Linked DNA regions of Homo sapiens: region 2 is linked to region 1. The links are chromatin loops, found by intact Hi-C in ENCODE. Cell type or tissue: MCF 10A. All regions are shown on one strand. Links, peaks and the distances in the headings refer to the core of each region. The heading gives the core; the rest is flanking DNA.

The links. Hi-C counts contacts between places; a loop is a spot of excess contacts. Peaks named below come from ENCODE experiments on the same cell type or tissue, not always from the same donor. Only the 100,000 strongest peaks of a DNase experiment are listed, where the experiment ranks them.
Region 2: a loop joins it to region 1, with 6 times the contacts of the local background. A loop is called at or near these places in 4 of 110 quality-filtered maps.

Annotation. Positions count from the first base shown.
Region 1 is chr3:117,715,890-117,724,237 of GRCh38, forward strand. LOC101926953 (a long non-coding RNA gene) reads left to right here and starts at 4,044. Exons shown (of 5, transcript NR_188507.1): 1 at 4,044-4,288. RefSeq lists a silencer at 7,103-7,272. In MCF 10A, for the core only: a CTCF peak has its summit at 3,633; no DNase peak of the experiment used is centred there.
Region 2 is chr3:117,404,211-117,412,558 of GRCh38, forward strand. No RefSeq gene overlaps it. Among named protein-coding and RNA genes, the nearest start is that of LINC02024, 280 kb to the right of the region's middle. In MCF 10A, for the core only: a CTCF peak has its summit at 3,317; no DNase peak of the experiment used is centred there.

The DNA.
Region 1 (8,348 bases), core at 296-8,295:
ATCCCAACCACATCAACTTTCAACTGCTTCTTGACCTGATAGTGTAAATAGCATGGTGGAAGGTATATAACCTCTGGAGCCACAGAGCCTGAGGCTAAAAACTCTCTCCATTATTGACTGCATGTGTACTCTTGGCAAGAGGATCTTTCTAAAACTCAGTTTCCTTATTTGTAAGATGGGAATAATAACATCACAAAGTTGTAGACTTGTAGTGAAGATTAGATAAGATAATAAATATAAAGTATCTAGCCTACTGTCTGACATGCAATAGCACTCAATATTTGACTAAAATTTCTGAACTTAATCATTTGTTGAACACATATGTATTGCCCCTAACTTGTTATAAGCCACAGTTGTGGGAGGAGATGGAGATATAGCTGTGAAAATGATAAGTGAATCCTCTGCCCTGATGGAGCTTAGATTCTCTTTAGGATAACATGGTAGAAAATAGAAATTATTCTTGGGAATAAATCAGGAAGCACATATTCAATTCGCAAGTTTACTTGTTTCAGTAGACAACTGCTCTGATGTATGAGATAGCACTAATATTCAATAACAACCATTAGATAATGAGGTGAACCATTTATTGAGACTGGAAGTGTGAACACAGGCATAATCTAATGATATGTTAATTGTTGTTGGACATTTGCTGGTTCATAGAAATTCACCTTGTCACCCATACAAATGTCATTTGTTATAGCCTGCAAATTTCCATTTAGGCAGGGATTACTTCTAAACCAGTGTACAACTCCTTGTAAGTAATTAATAAATATTCATGATGCTGATATTGCTGTTAATGATGACAGATCTTGTAGACTAGAATGAGTATTTTAAAGATGAGTATGTTAATCTTATAAGACAGGGACATTCTAATATCTTCTAATATTGATTCCAATATCCCAGGAGGCTTATAATTCTTTAACATATACATATATATTTACTTGTACCTTTGAGAAATAGGGAGTGATGTCCCTGTAAGTATATGCATCAGTTTGTATTTTAAATATTTATCTACCGACCATATATAATTTTAATGCCTAACATAATTTATGTATAAGCACTTGGAATTACTGTTCTTCTGGACATGGGGAGATTCAATTTTTATTTTTGATTCTGCAAAAAGACTTTTTTTAGTTTGAATCTTCATACTTACTCACATGGTTTCACTCACACACACACTTAACACCAATATTTATCGAATGCCTACTATGTTCCAGGCACCATCCTGGGCCCTGAGCACACAGTAGCAAAGAAAACAAATATTCCTTCTTTCATACATTTTCATTCCCCTGGGGAAGACAGACAACGAATTTGTATAAAATGCATAAATAACTGAAAATTTTGAGATTCTGTGAAAAATGATCAAGATATTGTGATAAAATTTGGTCAGGAAAAGCCATTTTGAGGATTTAAAACAATTATTAACAAGATCTGAGAAAGGAGAATAAGGCTCATGTGATAAAATATGGGGAAAGAAACATTTTAAACAGAAGGAAGAGCATTTGCAAACCCCAATGGAAAAAAAGAGGCTGATATGTGCTTGCAGTTTAATGAACAAGGGAGAAAGTGATTTAATGAAAGAATAAGTGAAAGAATGAATTTGACAATGCTTTTTCGATTAGCATTGCCTGAGTTAGTAGCTCTTCACAAGTGTGGAATCCACTAGACAGAGCCCATATCCTCTCGAAGATGAGAAAGTCTAGGAGACTCAAGCCAGGTTGAGAGACTCAAGCCACTGTGAGACTTCTCACATTCCTTAAGCTTTCTTTCACAACTTCTGCATCCCTGCTGCATCCTTTTTCTCTCTGTATATGGATGTTCTTCTTCTATGACAAACTGATTGACCCATTTGATATGGTTTTGCCATGTCCCCATCCAAATCTCACTTGAATTGTAGCTCCCAGAATTCCCATGTGTTGTGGGAGGGACCTGGTGGGAGACAGCTGAATCACGGGGGCGGTTCCCCATACTGTTCTCATGGTAACGAATAAGTTTCATAAGATCTGATGGTTTTATAAATGGGAATTCCCTTGCAAAAGCCCTCTTGCCTGCCGCCATGTAAGACATGCCTTTGCTTCTCCTTTGTCTTCTGCCATGATTGTGAGGCCTCCTCAGCCATGGAACTGTAAGTCAATTAAACCTCTTTCTTTTATAAATTACCCAGTCTTGTGTATGTCTTAATTAGAAGCATGAGAACAGACTAATACACCATTCCTTTCCCATTGGACTCACAACACATTTTCATGGGGATATCTTCTATTATAAATCGAACATCACCTTAGCATTATGGTGTTATTATTTTATTCCTTTCAGCACATATGCACTTTACACAGTGTCTGAATTTAGCTACATATCATTTTGAAAGTGCTCATGAGATTTTTGTGTGCTGAACTTTGTAATGTTTGATAAATTATGAGGTTTTGGAGGCAGGATTTTGACCATCGTTACCCAGTTCAATGGTCAGCACAGAGGGAGAAATGCCAATTCTTGGCGTCCCTAGGATTTACTACATAGATGGACAAATTGATAAAGAGATAAAACTAGAGTTATTAAATATATATACATATATTCACCTTACATGTATAGTGTGTTCATATATAGTATATATTTACTAAATACATATATCTATATGTACAGGTAGTATGAGTATATTTACTCATATGTATCTATTTTTAATCTATCCATCCATCCATTCGTCTGTCCATCCTTTCATCCATTTTTTAGATAGATATAGTAAAATGGTGGAGGGGATACCAACAACAATCAGCACTTAATTTGGGAGGATTCCTTATCAGAAATCTTATGAAAGTGAATGTAAAAATGGGCTTTGGAAATGCTAACTTTTCTGCTGATTATTTGCAAGCTTGAATTCCTATTGATAATGGGAGTGAAAACATAGGGCGACTTGAAGAAAGGGCTTGAGGGCAGTGTGAATAACAAGCAAACATCGGTGAGTGCATGGGAAGAAAACAACTCTGGAAGAGGTGGTCTGCTACGGAGACTTTTCTCACCTTTTGCTGGGGAATGGAGAGAAGAGCGGAAATGCCAACACTATTGAAATGTGAGAGAAGGCAGGTAAAAATGCTGCTGGGACCTCTGCTACCCTCCCTAAAATCAGGACTGCAATGCTTATGGGCATCCAGGAGGCAGTTTTTGTGCCTGGCAGGCCCTGTTGGGACTGAGCTAAAAGGAGAAGAAAACATTTTCTACAAGGCAAGTGCGATCGGCTTCTTCCCAAACAAGTCACTGAATAATTTAGAAAGAGTTAGACTGAAGAGTTGCAGGCTGTTGTTATACCAATTCTATTAGTTTCATGCAATTCCTTGGACTTGTTTAAACACAGGAAATATGTTAAGAACCTCAAGAAACACAAATCAGTCCTATTTTCACACTGTGTGTTCTGATGCTTGTTAAGATATACTTATCAACTTAGTGCTAGGTAAATATTAAATAACAGTTATCAATACACATAAGCAAAACCAAACATGTGTCATTTAGAAACAAGATACAGAGATTTAACAAAATGCATTTAACAAATTTTAGAGTATGTGTGTTCCATTTTGTTAACAACAAAACAACTCACTAATTTTTAATAGACATTTTGATGGGTAAAAGGCTTTTTGAGACCCCTGCTGACAGCAGAGGAGAACTGCATCCAGATGTTCATTACTTACTAGAAACTGAATACCTAATTCTCCTCATTAACTGAGACATCATAAATATGTGTCATTTTTGAGATGTGGAAGATACATTCCTATAAGATAAACATATAAATGTAAATTATTGAAAGAAGGCTATTTACATAGGGGTTTTTTTTGCTTAAGGTTTATAGGTCTCTTAAAATTGCTACATGTGTTACATAATTTCAAATTCATATTTTGGTTTATTTTTTAAAAGCATGAAAACTATAGAACTCTTCAGAAACGTATCTATTGTGAGAAAAAGAATACTTAGAATTTTCAAAGATGCGGTATTCTAATAAAAAATAACAATGCTAATTTTATCTGAAAAATACATGTACCTCAATAATTTTATCAAGGGCATGTTTTGTGCTAGATACTACTCTTTATGTTAGGAATATAAGCAATTGTATAAGATACTTACAGATTGCAGTAAGTGGTAAAAAATATAACATGAAGAGGGAATAGTGATGAGAAGGTAACTATATAGGGGAGTGGTCAGGGAGTGCTTCACTGAAGATGTAAAATATGAACTGAAACCTATATCCTGATTTAAAATAGCTTTGCAGATGTTTTAGGTAAATAGCAGCAAGCGAACAATACCAAAGGTAAGAGCAGAAGGTAATCATGTAAACATAAAGGTTGGATATAATAGAAATCAAGCGTGGCTCAGCTTCCACTAGGTATACAAATTGGGTCTTTGTGTTCTCCTCTCTTAAAGGCAGCTAGATGTGTAAAAAAAACTCAGGGTCTTTGAAATCAGACAAACAAAACTTGAGAACAGTCCTTAGGCTACCCTTAATAAACCTGTGACAAGTTTCTGAACCTCTCTTAGATAGCTGTCTCATCGGTAAATTATTGAAGACTGTACCTACTCAAAAGGTTTTTTTGATAATACAAAAAACATACACTGATATGCTATGTGAAATGCCTAAGTATAGTAGGTGCTCAGTAATTTTTCATTATTCTTTCCTTTGATTCAAGGGTTCCCTGGGACTCACCTCACTAGTAAGTCTCAGCTCGGCTGTGAGAGTCAATGAGATGTAGTGGAGTAATGATGTCCAGAGGGCAGGCAGGCAGTTAGGTGTGAAGTTGAGTTAGCGAATACCCAAGAACAAAGATGCCACTTTAGTCCTCTTTGTAAACCCCAGGTCTAACATAGGGCCTGACATAGAGTAAGGATAAATAAAAATGAGACTCAGAAATAACTAGCTCTGGTTAATCCACAAAAGATATTATATGGCCCTAAATTCAAGTGAAAAAATGACCAAGACTTAATGATTTCAATGGTTCCCAAACACGAATGATCTGTGAGACTATGACTTCATTGCTTTGAGCTGTGGAAACAATGATATGGGTAAGTCATGTACCAGCACAAATCCTTAAGAAATGACTTTTGCTAAGAGGTAGTTTATAATTGATCACAGAAAGCTATGCCTATTTGAGCATACCTACAGGTAATTAGCTAAACGTTTCCCAAATGCTGCCGTGTGATGATAAAGGAAAACAACCTTGAAATATTTTTGTGATGGCAATTGCTTTCTGATGTAAGGGAACTTCCTTTATGTTGAGATGGTGTTGTTCCTATATTTTGAAAATAAAACTGCCCTTTCATTCAAGAAATTTAGTGATAGTAAATGGGATATTTTATTAAATTTATTTGGAAAAATAAGAAACTGGCAACTCATGGGGAGAACATCAATTTTATTTAATGTGATATCCATCCCCAGAGAGGTGTGGAAAATTCTGGTATAGCTAATTAAAGCAAGAGTAGATTCAAAGAGGGAGAGGTTTGATGTGAGCTTCACAAGGGAAGGAGGAAGTAGAAATTACTTTTTGCACTCAAGCATACAGGGAAGGAGAGGCATAAAAGACAGCAGCGGGGGCACTGATGCAGAAGTTACATTATGGATTCAGGTCCAATGCAAAACTGACCAAGTAAAGACTTATATATAGTAAAGCCCCCTCTCTTGTGGGGGAGTTGGGAGACTGCAAGCTTTTTAGTAACCATGGATTAATGTCAGTCAGGAAAACTGAGACTGAGGATGAGGGAGATGGGTAGAAAGAAAGACCTGTTATTTAAAATGTCTGCATTATTGTTGATTCTCTGACTCAATTTCTCAAAATCTAACTGGGATAAGAATAAAGCCTAAACATAAAAGAGTAGAGAAAGGTGCAAGGAGAATCAGGTGAGCACCCTAAAAATGTCTTAGTACAGGACTTATCAGGGTTCCTGGCTCTATAGAGATTCATGTTCAACCTCAATTAGCCATTCTGCTTTCCCCAAATTCCAGAACTATCTCCTTCTTAAGACAACTTGACTAGAAAATGAAAGCTCTTTAAACCTTTGCTTCCTTCCTTCACTTTTTCAATTGTCTGCTCTATATATCTTCAATCTAGACTTTCTGAGACAAAAATTATCGTCCCTCATCAGATAAACTACTCAGTGTCCTGTCTGTGCTTCTGTAATCAGATTGCATTATGATAATTTTTACTCACGGATATGTGGCTAAATATTCACACACCATTTTGGAGTGCAGTATATGCTGAGTGCTTAGGTGCTTACCCTTTTTATCCACAAGACCACCATTATCTTGAAGGTCCTGGTGACAATTTATCTCTCTAGCATAGTGGCAGGGCTGGATATGAATCCCAGTACCACCACTAACTAGATGTGTGAATGTGGGTAAGTGATTTAACATATTGATGCCTCTGTTTCTTTACGTATAGGGAATAATAATATTGACTTGCTCCAGAGTTTTTTGTGAGATTAAATATTTAGAAGAGCAGCTGATAGTTAGTAATGACCAGTAAATGTTCGCTATTGTTGTTGGTGGAGGTGTTATTAAAAGTGTAAACTCTGAAAGAGTATTTCCTGGGCTCAATTCCCAGCCCCATCATTTCTTAGCTGAGTTATTTTAAGCAAATTACTTGACCTCTCTGCATCTCAGTTGCCTCAATTGCAGAGATGGGGATGATCAAACTTACTTCAATGGGTTTAGGAAAGACTAGGAAGATTAATATATTTAAAGCCCTTAGAACAACATTGGCCACGTATAAAGTGCTCAGCTTCCTATTATGAATCAAAACTATTTTTGCTTAAATCTTTTTACTCTCTGAGTTATGAATTTAGGTTAGTTCTACATCCAAGATAAATCTCAATTAATTCTTCTTTTTTCTTTTCCCATTTCCTCCTGTCTCCCTCTCTTCTTTCCTTCTACTCTTTTCTTCACTTTTCTCTCTCTCTTCTTCTCAGTTTTTATTTTTGTAATTTGAAATCAATGTGCAAGCCAGAGCTTCTTTAGGAAAGACCATTCCTGAGAGAACAACAGGTAATCACTTTAAGAAAAAAAAAAAAACTATTTTAAAAGAAGTACAGTCCTGTGATACTTTTCTGAAAAAAGGAACATCTGCAGCTATTTGTCCTGGCATAACTTTGCTCAATCAAAATTGAATCAGAACGTTGCTAGGGGAAGTGAAACAGCATGTCTGCCCTCTCCCCTCCATGAACTGCTAAGATTGTGTCTTTTTGCAGAAGTAGGTATGTTGGGTTATCTAGTCAAGTTCTCAAGTAAACTCCTAGTAGTTACGTAGGCGATATATTGAGAATTAATAACATTAGTTCAATCATTTGATGAATGTGAAAGGCAGAGAGAAATATATTTAGTGTTTAAGAATAGCATTCTATTTTATTTTATTTATTTATTTATTTTGTTTTTGAGACAAAGTCTTGCTCTTGTTGCCCAGGCTGGAGTGCAATTTCATGATCTCGGCTCACTGCAGTCTCCATCTCCCAACTTCAATTGATTCTCCTGCCTCAGCCTCCCAAGTAGCTGGGATTACAGGCATGCACCACCACGCCTGGCTAATTTTGTATTTTTAGTAGATATAGGGTTTTACCATGTTGGTCAGGCTGGTCTCGGATTCCTGACCTCATGTGATCCACCCACCTTAGTCTCCCAAAGTGCTGGGATTCCAGGCGTGAGCAATCGTGCCCAGCCAAGAATAGAATTCCAAAGCTACAACTGAGAGTCTCACAGAGGAGAGAAAAGATCAAGGCTGGCAAATACCAGAAGCGAGAATAGAGGTCTAAAGAGGAAAGTGTTTTCTAATAAATTCATCCAAAGACAGAATGAAGACTATCTTGGATTTGAGGGAAGTGTTCAGACATAGGCTAGCTCATTACTAGAGAAGGATGACACATAAAACTGCATAGCACTGAAGTTTAGGTTCAGATGACCTGAGATCCTCACAAGTCTAAGACTCTTGGTGGTCTAATATGCATTTGAGAAAATAAATCATTCAGAATAAAACTTAAAACTCAAATAGCCACATAATTTGAAGCAATTCTGAATTGTGGATGCTTTATTTCCCTTCAGCAATCTAAGACATTTCTTTAATTTTTTTCTACTTTCCTTTACACATATGGCCCAGCCTGTATATGCAAAAGTAATTTACAATTCTAGCCTTCCTAATTTGAAATTCTACAAGTCCAAGAGAGTAACCAGATTATGAAAACACTTGATGAATCGCGCAAACCAGCAGTTAAATACTATAGTTTAAAAACTTTAGTCAAAAATATTTCTTTTCCTTCAGGAAGAAATATGAATGTTAAACATGTGGTGCCGTGTGGAAGCAAAGCTCCATAATTAATCTATAGAGCCATCA
Region 2 (8,348 bases), core at 282-8,281, 310 kb before region 1:
AGACATTTTAAGAAAAAAATACACTAAAATATTCTCAATACAAATATGTATGTGTGTACATTCTTAAATATTACAGAATGGTACTGCATTCTTACCCAAATGATACTATTACTTATCTAAGGAACAGGGTGATATAATACATAAGGTTAATTGTGAAATAATTATGATTCATACAGTGATCTGGACAGTTCAAAACAATGGCTTAATATTTTCCTGTGAAGTAACTTTTAAATAATGAAGTTATTAATATTTACTTGATTTCTGGCCTGCATTTGCCAAAAAAAAATTTAAAACTTAATTTTTAAGAGGAGATGTTGCAATAAACTGAAAGATAAAATCTTTTCAAAGGGAGAAGTGATCGTGTTTCATAGTTTTTCAATAGTATAAGTTAACAAACTAACTAAAACTTAAGCTTATAAACAGGATGGCAGTGAGCTACCAAATATAAAAATGTAGTTATCCTGCACTGAAAGGGTTATTTCTTATATTACTTAATTGTTTTGAGCTTACTGTTTCTTACCTAAAAGTTTTGTTTATTTATGTACTCAATACTGAATCAGATCTCCTTCCACACTTCAGTGATCAGGCCATTTACAACTGAAATATTTTTATGCATATGGACTCGAAGAGGCAGTTACTGAAAACGCATACTTTCCTGGCAAGAAATAATGCAATAACTGTTGAAAATAATGCTGGCAACTAGTGTTTTCCTTTGCTGCTAAATGGCATGACCAGTGTCATAGGAGAAGATAAATAGTGTGTGCTCATTCACTTGACATTTTTAGCACCTGCTCTGATCTAAACTGGGTGCCCTATCTGGGGATTTCATTTTGCTAATGTCTGCATTAATCAACACAGTCTCACACACACAGGCACACAGGTACACCACAAAAAAAAGGAAGAGAGCTCTGGAAGTAGAGCTAAAATGAATTATTTGGGGACAAACATATTTCTAACTTCAGAAACTCTGTCTTTCTTTTGAAATGTCCAAAGCGAATGGTATATTGATTTTTGCAGCACACTCTGCACTTTTCACTGATTGGTATCAGGATTGTGAAGGCATCCATTAAGTGAGCTCAAAATGCTCTCCTAGTATAAACAAAATCCACAGTTTTAATCAAATTTAATGTACTCTGACCTATATGTGTTTTGTGAAAGTCAGAGTGGACTATGGCAACAGAATTGAAAGCATATATTACAAAGTCCTTCACCTTTCAGATCTCCTGAAAGGAAGGATTGTCAGAGGTATTGTCTATGTATTCTTTTAAGTCACCTCTGAGGAGGCAGCAGGGGCATGGGGAATGAGATTTGCATTTCAGAGCTGGAGCCAACGTCAGGTTATGGAGATATGATGAATTAAAATACATCTGCATCTGAAGGACAATGAGATCCTGTGGCCCAGGGCTTCATTTCTTAGTGTAAGAAGAGCAAGAGTTTCAGGTATTCACATCTCAAGGTCCCATCTCAGAAGGTTCCCAGCAATGAGGTAAAATGCTGCCTGAATACTGATAAATTCTCCTTGTCCAAAAGTGACCAAGATCTTATTCCTAACACAAATATTGTTAATGGCACTCAAGCAGTATTGCTTGTTTGTTTCTCAAATTCACGGAGTGCTAAGGCTCTGGCAGTTTTACTGAACACACTTTACTAGTAAACTTAATACTGTTAGAGAATGTTTCAGTGTAATTACTTTTAGTTCATTTATGAAAAATAAATGTATTTTAGTACACAACCATTAACTTTCCCTAGAACTTTTACTGATAATAATGTCTACTGCCATAGACAAGAAAAGGGTCAAATATTGTCAACAGGATTACATAGGGAGAATCAGTGAAAAGAATAGTAAGTATTCAGGTAAGAGGAAGGAATTTTGGAGTTAATTCAAGAATGATGGGGATATGGCACAGGATCAGGGGAAAGAAACTTTTTGTTTTGTTTTTTGAGAGAGAGTCTCATTCTTGTTGCCTAGGCTGGAGTGCAGTGGCACGATCTTGGCTCACTGCACCTCCACCTCCTGTGTTCAAATGATTCTCCTGCCTCAGCCTCCCAAGTAACTGGGATTACAGGCACCTACCACCATGTCTGGCTAATTTTTGTATTTTTAGGAGGGACGGGGTTTCACCATGTTGGCCAAGCTGATCTCGAACTCCTGACCTCAGGTGATCTGCCCACTTCAGCCTCCCAAAGTGCTGGGATTACAGGCGTGAGCCACTGCTCCTGGCCTATATATTAACCTTTTATGTAACCCAAGGCAACACATGCAAACTCACATTATTCTCAGTTTTCTTATCTATTAAACTTGGATGATTATATATCTGTTCAACAGTTACCATGAGAAGTTTGTTAATAATTATTTTTATGATGATGTTTCCTGTTATCTATACAAAATTTTAAGGTACTCAAAATATTTTCTCTTATTAGCACTATGCTAACCCTATGATCTAGTAAATACTGGGGAGAATAGTGTTCCCAGAAGACACCCCTTTCCTCTAGAAACTGTTAGACAGTCATGCAGTACTTGTGAAGGAACAGAGTAGACAACCAGGTTTGGTATCCTAAAATCACATTGGCTTACAGCTATTCATATGTCATGATAATCTCTTAGTTGGAGAAGGAAAATAAAATGAGAAACAGTTTCTTCTTCCTGTTTCAAGGGGAACACAATAGTCTTATCTTTACATTCAGCTACCTTGGGTATAAGTATCAGCTTTTCGTATTTTGCCTTTACTTTTCCGCCCATGCAGATTAATGTTGAGATATTCTTAACCTAACACACACATGCACGCACACAAACACACCAACACGCATATTGCACTCATCCATACAAACGTTTGGGCTTATCAAGGTCAATTTAAGTTTTTTTAAAAATGTCATAATATTTATGTTATCTGTATTTTTATGTGTCTGTCTTTCTCCCCCTTTGGAATGTAAGCTTGACAAAGGCATTGGTGAGATCTGAATTTGTCCATTCCCTTTTATATAACTATTTCATTTCATGTATATTTTTATTCTCAATTAACATACTTGGCTTCTTATAGATATCTCTATGAATGTCCATCTGACCCTTTCATTTTTAGATTCTTCAGAGCAGAGATTATACCTTTTTCAATTATTCAATCTGAAAACCAAGAACAGTATCTTATATATAATGTACACATAATAAACATGTCTATGATTGAATTCTATATATTGAATCACTACATAATAACTGATTCTTTGCACAGTGATTTGCATACACAATAAGGATATAATGATTATATTTACCTGCCTAGACTTTACAGTACCAAACTTGAGGTATAGATGGCAGTGCTGGGCACACACTGGTTAAATGTGTTGATGAGAACCCTAGCTCAAGAAAGCCATTGTTCCCTTTATCTTTCTGCCTGGTCAAACAACTTTTGCAAAATCTGGCCCTGAGCTCTCCCTGGCTTTCATTTAGAGGTAAAATCAAACACTTTGTTCAAGATTTTCTAGGATAATTTTCATTTTTAAGGTGAAGATATTGAGACACATTCGTTCTTTCAAGACAAAGTTATTGACAGACATTCCCAGTGAGACCAAGCCGACTAGCAGGGTTGTACCCATACAAATCCTCCTTCCTTTATCCTCCTCTCCTTAAGCCCACTTTCATCCACAGACCACAGATACAAGGACTAAGACGAGGGAAGGAAAGGGCTGATAAATCACAGAACAAATGGTATACAATGAATGGAAATAAAATGCTGATTTCCTAATGAGAAACATATGGTTATGACTACGTAATAAACATCAGAAAATGCTCTTTCATGGCTCCCAATAGTCATAAAGTTTCTGGAATAAAGAGGAAGGAAAGATGCAATTTAATCCTATAACCTAAATGTCTGAGGATCTACCTTTCTCAATGGGGCTGTCTTGTTAATGAACTAGACCAGGTTTCTTTGTGTAGCTTTCACCTGATTCTACGTAAGGCTTTCTGCCAATTGCTAAACATAGGCCGCTGAAAGATGAATAAGGAGGGAATCATCAGCTGTTCCACCAGGTCAGAAGCATGATCTTTAACTAAAGGGCCAGATGGCTTTTATAAATTAAGCACAAAAATCTCTCATTTATGCCTTTTTAAAGTAAAGAGGTTAGGAGTTATGTCTTATACTTCTTTTTAATTTTTAACTCTATTATATCCCTTGCACCAATGATTGAGAGTTATTCAGTTATAATAAATTATATACTTATCTTTAGTTAGGCTATCAGACTCTGTTTATACAGTAGTGACAGGTGTTAAGGTCCAGAGAAAAAATTTAGGGTTCTGGAGCCTAGGGTTTGCCTACACATTGGGCTCCTTCTTCATTGGTTCACATATGCTCCTGTCTACGGCTTATTATTTGGTATGACTCTAAAACTCATTCCTTGTACTCACATACCATGTTTACTTTACAGAAAAAAATGTTAGGACTTAATACACATGGGCCCTATGAAGATGAAAAAGCTGCTTTTAAATGTTTGTTGTTGTTTCTATGAAAACTACCACGCTGTTATGTTCTAGTTCACATATAAAGAGTTCATTCTGTTTAAATAAGTGGAACAACTCACATTTATATTCCACACTCAGGACCCATATGCTTGGCCTTGTGCTGGTAACTAGGAATATAAGATAACAAGACAATTCCCTTGCTTTCAAGGAAATCACACTTTATAAAACTTTGAATTCTTGAAATGGGTTTCAGAGGTTCCAAGGTCAAATTCAAGAATAAGAGTTTAAGAAGAAAAAGACTATGAGAAAGGAAGTGTTGACCCCATTTGCATTTAAATAGCAGGAATAGTCTCAATCTACTCATTGGGGAAAAATGTATGTTGCATATTTTTGAGATATTGCAACTTGCTCTCTCTCTTTGCCACCCCACCCTTTGTCATGCTCTGTTTTTGTGTTGAATTGGCAAGAAAAATGGCTGGAGGGCTGGAAGAAGTTGGACCCTTCTTCCTTCTTCCTTCTTCCTTCTTTCTTCTTCTTCTTCTTCTTCTTCTTCTTCTTCTTCTTCTTCTTCTTCTTCTTCTTCTTCTTCTTCTTCCTCCTCTTCCTCTTCTTCCTCTTCCTCTTCCTCTTCCTCTTCTTCTTCTTTCTTCGGGGGCATTGGGAGCTTAGGAGGTTTGGGTGGTAAAGAAAGGGTTAAATCCTGGGGATGTGGGTAAAGGGTGCACTGGAGCTGCCTTGGGGAAAAATGTGGTCTCCCACTTTCCATGGACACTTTGTTCATAGAAAGGACAACTGCTAGGAATGAACAAAAATGAACAATTAGATTCATTGTACACCTTCTAGTACATTTGAGGCTCTGTGATCCCAGATGCTTACATCATTTAATCCTCATAATGACCATATGATAGATCCATTTTACAAATGGGGAAATTGAAGTTTATCCTGGAAATTTGTTGAGATTAATCTCTATTTGATTACAAAATTTATCTTCTTCTTGCAGTTTTGGTGACTTGGAAATCACCCCATTATCTTGAAAAATAACCCAGATATTTAACGTATTCTATAAATCCCTGGAAAATACAAAAGAGTTGCCCAATGTAGTGCATACTCTCTGGTATCATGAGATACTGACAGTTCAAACATGGTAAGCTAGCCTAATTAGGAAACTCTCCTTAAATAGGTGACCAGGGTTTTCTTCTAAAGGAAGAACACCATGTCAACATTAAGGAGTTCAATATTTGCTGATGAATGCAGTAATCCAAAGCAACAAAAAGTTCCTGTGGAAGAAAAATATACAGTTTGAATGGGTCTCAAAAATGTGAAAATGGAACACTGGGATATTTTTAAGGAAATTTTCTTTCAACATAGTGCACCCATGAGAGTGATTCATTGTCATCTGGAATCAAGGATGAACGCAAACTTGCCCTTTCACTGAATTAGTCTGACATACATCTACAAAGAGTTCAAGCCCTCCTCTGGGTTATGGTGGAGCAGCCACCCTCAGAGGAAATTCTCAAGGCTGTTTGTAATTGCAAAGGTCCTGCTGTGGGACTGGAAGGATACCACTGAAGGCAAGCCTCAGCAGGGCTTTGGGAGGCATTCTTCTGTGGTATATACAAGCTGCTCTCCAGGGTCTATGAGAAACAAAGCCCAGGGATTGAAGCTCTAGGAGCTGAAAGGGAGTTCATTCTTTGTGCAGTTACCTTAGGTAAAAACAATAGTTCCTTCTCTTTTCCACTGTTCCCATGAAGCTGTTAAGCTAAATGTCCACAGAGGGATACAAGTTTGTATCCTACTCCGTGCTCTGTGTATTCATAAATGATTAGATGGCATCACCAATGTCCTTCCAGCTCATCAGCCTTTCCAAAATAGTCCTGAGGAGCATAGGAGAAGAAATAGAGACAAAAATTTGGATCCTCAGGTCTACAACCTGGCTGGGCCAGGATGTCTTTTCAGGGATCATTAGTTAGAATACACAGTTATACATTTGCATAATTCTGAGATGAGAAAGACTTTCCTCAGAATGACACCAAGGTCGAAAAATAAGATTAGAAAACAAGATTAGGAAAAATGGAAAAGAATAAAACATTTAAAACATAAATATGTAAGCTTTCATAATAGTAAAATATAAATAACAAATTGGGAAAAGCAGTCATATGAACAGACTTTATAAGAAAAATATGTACTGCTAAAGCAAATTAAAAGTAAAATATACAAATTGGAATAAGTTGACTATTTTTCTCATTAAATCTTAATGATAAAAGCAAATGATTTTCCTTATGTTGATAAAGGTTTTGCCAGAACTGTAAATTGGTACAAGTTTCCTGAGGCAGATGTGGTAATACTTATCAAAAGTTTCAAAAATAGGTGTAACATTTGGGTGAAGTAATTTCTATTTCTAAAAAATTATAATAAAGAAGCAATTAAGAATGTTCACAAAGAATTAGTTGTGAGAATGTTCTTTGTACTGTTGTTTATAATGTAGTGGGGGCAGAAAGTGAACCTAAATGTCAAACAATAGAATTTGAGTAAATAAGTTTTGTTTTGTTCTAAGAGATGGAGTCTCACTGAAGTGCAATAGCATGATCATAGCTCACTGCAGCCTTGAACTCTTGAGCTCAAGTGATCCTCCCACCTGAGTCTCCCCAGTAGCTGGCATTACAGGTGCATGCCTGGTTAAATACATTTTTTTCAGGTCCCTGTAAAGTCTGGGATGATTAAATACATTTTACAGACATCTTTACAACAGCATACTCTGGAGCTATTAAAAGACAGTGCTGTAGATGTATATCTATTCACATACAATTGTTATGTTAATTACATAATATTAAATGAAAAAACCCATTTGCAAAATTCTGTATATGGCAATTTAGTTTATGAATATGTACTAAACATGAAAAAATACACACCATAATTTTCACACTAGCTGTCTATGGCTCGTGGAATCAGAGCCATTATTTTTGGGAAGGGGAGTTCTCTTTTTATTCAAATGCATTTCCTAATATTTCTTTAACATGTATATATTACTTATTTTTTTTAAAATATTGAAAGTAAAATTCTTTAGGATTTAGTCTGGAAAGAAAATCCACAACAGTGAAATTTTTTTTTCCCCTGCTGGCCTTATAGAAGCATAAGTCTTTATGTGCTTCTGCAGAGGAAAAAAAAACAGAAGCAAAGTCTAACTTCTAGCAGCTCTAATTAGAATGAATAAAACCCTACAGTTGAAGCATAACCAGGTCACAGATTTGACATCTTATAAAGAGCAGGCACTTTAGAGACATAATGTCCTGGGTCTAGCCTCTGTGCCTTGCTTATATGAAAACTTGAAAAAGTAACAGAAATTCTCTGAGGCTTATTTTCTACAAATGTGATAAGAAGATAATAACGCTTATGGCACAGGGCAGTGAGAATTAAATGGTAATGTGTTAGGAAACATCTGTTATGTAGTAGGTGCTCAAAACAGTTTTAGCTTCCTTCCCTTTTTCCCTTGCAGTCTTGTTTAAGGTATCAAAATTAGAGCAGAACATTGCCACTGCCATGTGGGCGGGGGGAGACTGATTCCTCGTGGACTGAGGGAGGTTCTACTAAGGAGTGGGGTGAGTGCTGTGAGGCCCAGGACAAAGATCTGTCTCGCTGCAACCCTCCCCTCCCCCAGCACACCAATTCCTGTATCAGCATTTGCTAGGTTGCTCTAATTTTCCTTTTTATATGTTCTTTTCTGTCTGATGTCCTTGAATGTTGGGAGACAGAAATTGCCCTGGGACTTCTATGTAATGAAAAGAGAGTAACAGTGAGGATGCTGATGCTGGATGGAGCTTGGGATGGCCATAGGCTAAGAATCCTAGAAGAGCCTAGACAAAGAATCCTTGGAAATTTCGTATAATATGCAAGGTTCAGGGAA